Regions from separate parts of the Homo sapiens genome. Here region 1 is linked to region 2. The links are chromatin loops, found by intact Hi-C in ENCODE. Cell type or tissue: mammary epithelial cell. All regions are shown on one strand. Links, peaks and the distances in the headings refer to the core of each region. The heading gives the core; the rest is flanking DNA. Region 1 has its middle 47 kb from the start of PRRG1. Region 2 holds the start of LANCL3 (LanC like family member 3).

Region 1 (2,909 bases), core at 311-2,810, 270 kb before region 2:
TTTGTCCCAGAGGGGCACCTGCCTATATGAGGTGTCTGTCGGACCCTACTGGGAGGTGTCTCCCAGTTAGGCTACATGGGGGTCAGGGACCCACTTGAGGAGGCAGTCTGTACATTCTTAGAGCTCAAACGCCATGCTGGGAGAATGACTGCCCTCTTCAGAGCTGTCAGACAGGGATGTTTAAGTCTGCAGAAGTTGTCTGCTGCCTTTTGTTCAGCTATGCCCTGCCCACAGAGGTGGAGTCTATAGAGGCAGTAGGCCTTGCTGAGCAGTGGTGGGCTCTGCCAGTTTGAGCTTCCTGGCCACTTTGTTTACCTACTTAAGCCACAGCAATGGCAGACACCCCTCCCCCAGCCAGGCTGCCACCTCGCAGTTCAATCTCAGACTGCTGAGCTAGTAGTGAACAAGGCTCCGTGGGCATGGGACCCACTGAGCCAGGCACGGGAGAGAATCTCCTTGTTTGCCAGTTGCTAAGACCTTGGGAAAAGCGCAGTATTTGGGCAGGAGTGTCCCATTTTTCCAGGTACAGTCTGTCATGGCTTCCCTTGACTAGGAAAGGGAAATTCCCTGACCCCTTGTGCTTCCCGGGTGAGGCAACGCCCCACCCTGCTTTGGCTCACCCTCCCATGGGCTGCACCCACTGTCCAACCAGTCCCAATGACTTGAACCAGGTACCTCAGTTGGAAATGCAGAAATCACCCGTCTTCTGTGTCGATCACGCTGGGAGCTGCAGACTGGAGCTGTTCCTATTCAACCATCTTGGGATGGAAGCCAAACTTTATTTTATTTTTAAAACTGTAGAAGCTTTGTCTCTTTTCCTAAGTCAGTTAACTGTACTTTATAAAAAGTATTTTTTATCTACCTTTGTAATTCATCAAAATAAAATACATTGAAAGAAAAAAATTTGCAATGTATCTTTCTTGAGAACACCAACTATCACTGTTTTTGCTAATCTATGTGCTCAGCATATCACATTTAATATTTGTTGAATTAAGGAATGAGGGTCAGGTAATTAAGTAACTTTTCCATGGTCACTCAGCTTTGGGAAACCCTACTTTTGAATTTACTGTTTATACTATCTTAGGTCTGCTAAAATTATGGGGCTGGTGGAGCCATCTTACAATAACAAGGAGTCAAACAAGAGAAAAAAGTCAAATGAGTACATGACGCTGGCTTGAAAATCATCAAGTTTCTGGATTAAGGACAGCAGCCATATTTATTCAGAATTTCTGTTATAAGAGAAAGATATATCCCATCTTTGTTTAAGCTGTTATAAGACAGGTTTTATGTTATTGCAGCTTAAAGTATCTGATAGATTCTCTTCTGCTCATGAGAGCCACAGCCCTTGTTTTGCTGCTCCTCGTGTGGACAGGAGTCTGGAACACTGGTTTAGAATAGCCATGCACTAGAAGTCCTGTGTAGTCAGGAAAAAAATCTGTTCCACATGACAATTAGGGATATAGAGGGTTCTTTGCTGTATGTGCTTCTAAGATTGGGAGGCAAGGAGGAAGGAAGGAAGGGACAGGGATATTTTAGAGCAAAGTTTAGGACTCAGCTCTAAAGACTGTGAGACTTAGATATCCCCAATCTATTCTAAAGTCTTTCAATGTGACCCTGGATTTACAAAGCATTTACCTAAGAGAGAAGCCCAGAGGAGTATGGAGAAAAAGAGATCTGAGGGAGATAAACATAAGAAGATGCAAAATTTACCTGAAAATGAGGAATTCACTTTCAAGTTGAGTGGCTGGATGGGTGAGGGTGCCAACTGGGGTTGAAGCCATGAGGAACAATGTCATGATGCAGGTCAGCCATGGAGGGGAGCCGTTGGGCAGAACAAGAAGGTTTCCCATGGCACCCAAGACCCATAAAACCTAAGTCAATTGCATGTGTGAGATATGTCTATGTGCATGTGCAAAGTACCTTAAGGACTGACTGCCCCTGGAACTGTTACAGATTCTCAAAGGGGTCTGGCACCTCCCAAAAATGGTGGAGACCCTCTTATGATCTGGTAAACCTGAGGGACTTTGGAAAGCAGGTGAGCAGTCATTTCAGCCCTGAGTTTAGGCTGCACAGACATTAAAAACATTTGAGAAAACTATCAAGGCTCATTTATGGAACAAATACCAGTCACAGATGGTTGTAGCTTTTTGGTGTACCTGAAATTGTGGATTCCTATCCTGATCTTACACTTATATCTCTTGAACATTGAGTTTATGTCTGCAGAGTGCTGAATATGTTACTAGATATTAGTTGTGACTGCTTCTGCCTCCTGTTTTAGAGAGGATTGGGGGTGTTCAGGGCTCCCTCCTCTATTTCTGTGGTTAATAGAGTGCTGAATATGTCACACAGAGAGAGCTCACATGGGTTCAGAGAACCACAGGTTGAGAGAAGACCTTAAACAGGCAGTCTCCAGTTTTCCAGATGAATAAATGGAGGCCCAAAATTGTTATGACGCTAACTTAGTGAGAACCAATAATTTGTTTTTCTGCAATGCCAAGCCTGTGTCCCATTCCGCGTCTCCAGACAGGAAGGGATCCCTATTTAGTGTTTTCTAAAAGGCCCCTTATATGGTTGCACCAACCGATGGTTGTCAGAAGTTTTAAGTGCCATTTTAGGATCATCAACACCCACGTCCTTGCAAGAGACCCCCTTGGGAGGCAGCAGTGATAGAAATCAGTCATTTAGCTGGGAGAAGATAGGTTGGCAATGCAGTCATTTGGAAAGCCATGTAATTTCACCTGCTGCCAATTGGATAATTTATATTCCTCTGGGTATATAACCAGTATGGGATTGCTGGTCTAATGGTAGTTCTGCTTTTACCTCTTTGGGGAATTGCCATACTGCTTTCCACAATGGTTGAACTAATTCACACTGTTCATGTCCTTTGCCCTCTTTTTAATGAGGTGGTT
Region 2 (2,909 bases), core at 94-2,593:
GGAGATAAAAAGCCTAATTAAATTCTCACAGAGCGTTTATCCTAATATTAACTAGTTAATGACCTCAAGATATGTATTGAGCTTTTACTATGCACGCATGGCAGGAGGGGCGTGCCCCTTCCTTGCCTTAACCTGGTGTGGTTCTTTGACTTTTTACTCCTGTATACTCGAAGAAAACAATACAAAAATCAAAGCTGGGAAAAAAGTTCCTGTATGGGGTATTTCACCGTTTTAATGCATTAAACATGATGTGCTCAAATGCCCCAGCCTTTGGGATTGAAACATTCATAATGAGAACTCCGAAGCGACCAAGATGAAATACAAACTTCAAAGAAGGCGCCCAGTTTTGTCTTGCTACTCTAGCCTAGTTCAGTGGCGCCTCAAACTTTAATGTGCATGCGAATCACCTGGCAATCTTGCTGAATATTCAGATTTGGAGTCAATAGGTCTGGAGTGAAGCCTGAGATGCTGCGTTTTTAACATGCCCCCGGGTGATGCTGATGCTTCTAACCCAAGGACCACACTTTGAGTATACAAGGGACTGGAGACCATCACCTCTACCGCCAGGTGTGTGTATGCTGAGTCCCAGCGTTCCAGATCAGTGTCCCGCACGTCCTCGGCCTTCTGCCAGTAGGGGAGGAGTCGGGGGCGGAGCGGGAGGAGTGGCGCGGGCCCCGCGTGGGTCCTGCCAGAGATCACCTCGGCCCCTTGAAGAGGCAGCCAAGCTGCGGCGGCGCAGGAGGGGGCGGGTTCAGCGAGGGCGCGGCCTCTGAGGGGGGGCGCAGGACACGCATCCCCCGCGATCGCCCGGGCCACTCGGGAGCCTCGCGGCAGCCCGGCGCCCCACTTGGCCATCCGCTCCTTGCCCGCCTCCTCTTGTCACCTCCCGTCTCATCCTTCTCGCTCCTTCCCCGCCGCATACACCGGCATCCGAGTGCCTCAGAGAGCCGGAGGTGGTGTGCGGGGCTGCAGGGCACGACTTCAAGCGGTCCTCAGCTCCGCACTAGGGGGCACGGGCAACAGCATGGACACCAAGCGCTGCTTCGCCAATCGCTTCGATGACTACCAGGGCAGCCTGCTGGCGGGCCAGTGTGAGGAGGCGGTGGCGCCCTTGGTCACCGCCACCATCGAGCGCATCCTCCAGGAGCTTCCCCCACTCGGGGGCGGCGCGGAGGCCCGAGGGGCGACGGCGGGGGCTAGCGCCTGCCAGGGGGGGCTTTATGGCGGCGTGGCCGGAGTGGCGTATATGCTCTACCACGTCTCGCAGAGCCCGCTTTTCGCCACGGCCCGGGAACGCTACCTGCGCTCGGCTAAGCGCCTCATCGACGCGTGCGCCCGCGCTGAGGAGTGGGGCGAACCGGACGCCGACACCCGCGCCGCCTTCCTGCTCGGGGGCGCGGGCGTGTACGCCGTGGCCACGCTCGTATACCACGCCCTGGGCCGGTCCGACTACGTGCAGCCGCTGGGCAAGTTCCGGGCTCTGTGTGCCGTCTGCGCGCCGGTCTCCTTCCTGGAGTGCGGCTCCGACGAGCTGTTCGTGGGCCGCGCGGGTTACCTGTGTGCCGCGCTGGTGCTCAAGCAGAAACTCGCCCAGGAGGTAAGAGGTAGCCCGGGCCGCGGGAGGGCGCTCGCCGCCTGCCCGGCCTCCTTTCCCCGGACTCCGTGGCTCGGGCAGCACTGTCCCGAGTTGCTCTCCAAGTCTTTGTTACTCTTGGTGTGGTGCTAGCATTTCTTCAGTCCCTTGAGGTCTATCTCCTGCTTTTGTCCCTCTTCTTTCCTGTCGTTTTCAGTCTCTCATTTGTTGAGATTCGGCGTCTCTGCGCTTTGTTCGTGTTTTTACGTGGCATCACTCCAGATGCCTGTTAGCTTTCTGGGGGATGACAGTGTGGCCCTTTCAAGTAAGATGAAAACCTCAGAAATGGAAGGGATTTCCTTTCCTTTGACTCTGCTGTCAAAAGCTGAGGCATCCTCGAATGTTAGAGTGCTAGAAAGTAATGGAACTTTTCGGGGCCGATGTGGAGGTAAGTTGCTTCTGGAGCCCTGGGTCTGTAACCAAGAATAACTGCTCAGCTGTGGGTCTGATGTGTTTACTGTTTTGCTTACTATTCAGTTCAACCCATGGCTCTTATTAAATGCATATCTGATAGGAGTGTCCCCTTTAAAAATACATAAATGTAGACGGAAACGTACCCGGAAATGTACCCCATTGTGGTTGAATGTGCATTATTTCACTTAAAAATATTTGCTTAGGATGGGCAAGACCACAGCTTTCTTGACAGGGCAGCTTTTCTTGATGAATAACTTTACAGTGGCTCCTAAAAGTGAATTGGTTTTCACATACATATTTTTTCCTGGACTCACTTTGAAATCAGCATGTGGTTATTAGAAGAGAATATGCCAGTTCCTGTGGAGTAGGAAAAAGAACAAAACTCTGAAGGATCATAGTGACTAGAACGGAGAGAGAGGCACTTTCATTCATAATCCCCTGGAGCCAACTACTGTTCTAGGGAGGAAGTGACACATTTAACTTGGCTTTATTTAGGTGAGAAAGGCGTTTGAAGAAAAATTAAAGGTATATAGAGTGTTTTAAAAGAGTAATTAACTTAGATCACCTCTACAGAGGCAGACAGGGTTTTTTTTTAATAGCAGGTGAGGTTGATTCAAGTGAGAAAAAAGATTACTAAAGAATGTGCACTGTGTTAGCTGGGCAGCAAAGGTTTATGTCACAAAGTTGTCTTGAAATAGTTTGCTCTGCTTCTGAGTCACTGTTAACTGCCAGCAGTTTTTCAAATGCCCTTCCAGTTGTAGAAAACCTTTTAGAAGGCCACAGAGATATTTACATATCATTTGCATTGCATTTGCATCTGCTCCCCTCACCTTGTAGTCTGGCAGCAGGCAATTTTCAAATT

The links. Hi-C counts contacts between places; a loop is a spot of excess contacts. Peaks named below come from ENCODE experiments on the same cell type or tissue, not always from the same donor. Only the 100,000 strongest peaks of a DNase experiment are listed, where the experiment ranks them.
Region 1: it touches region 2 in a loop (26-fold over the local background); 2 of 110 quality-filtered maps call a loop at or near these places.

The regions. Positions count from the first base shown.
Region 1 is chrX:37,300,949-37,303,857 of GRCh38, forward strand. No RefSeq gene overlaps it. Among named protein-coding and RNA genes, the nearest start is that of PRRG1, 47 kb to the right of the region's middle. In mammary epithelial cell, for the core only: a CTCF peak has its summit at 1,801; no DNase peak of the experiment used is centred there; H3K27me3 peaks cover 142 bases.
Region 2 is chrX:37,570,847-37,573,755 of GRCh38, forward strand. LANCL3 (LanC like family member 3) reads left to right here and starts at 815. Exons shown (of 5, transcript NM_001170331.2): 1 at 815-1,597. The coding sequence starts at 1,025. In mammary epithelial cell, for the core only: a CTCF peak has its summit at 1,620 (motif pointing right); a DNase peak (open chromatin) is centred at 1,635; H3K4me3 peaks cover 1,465 bases.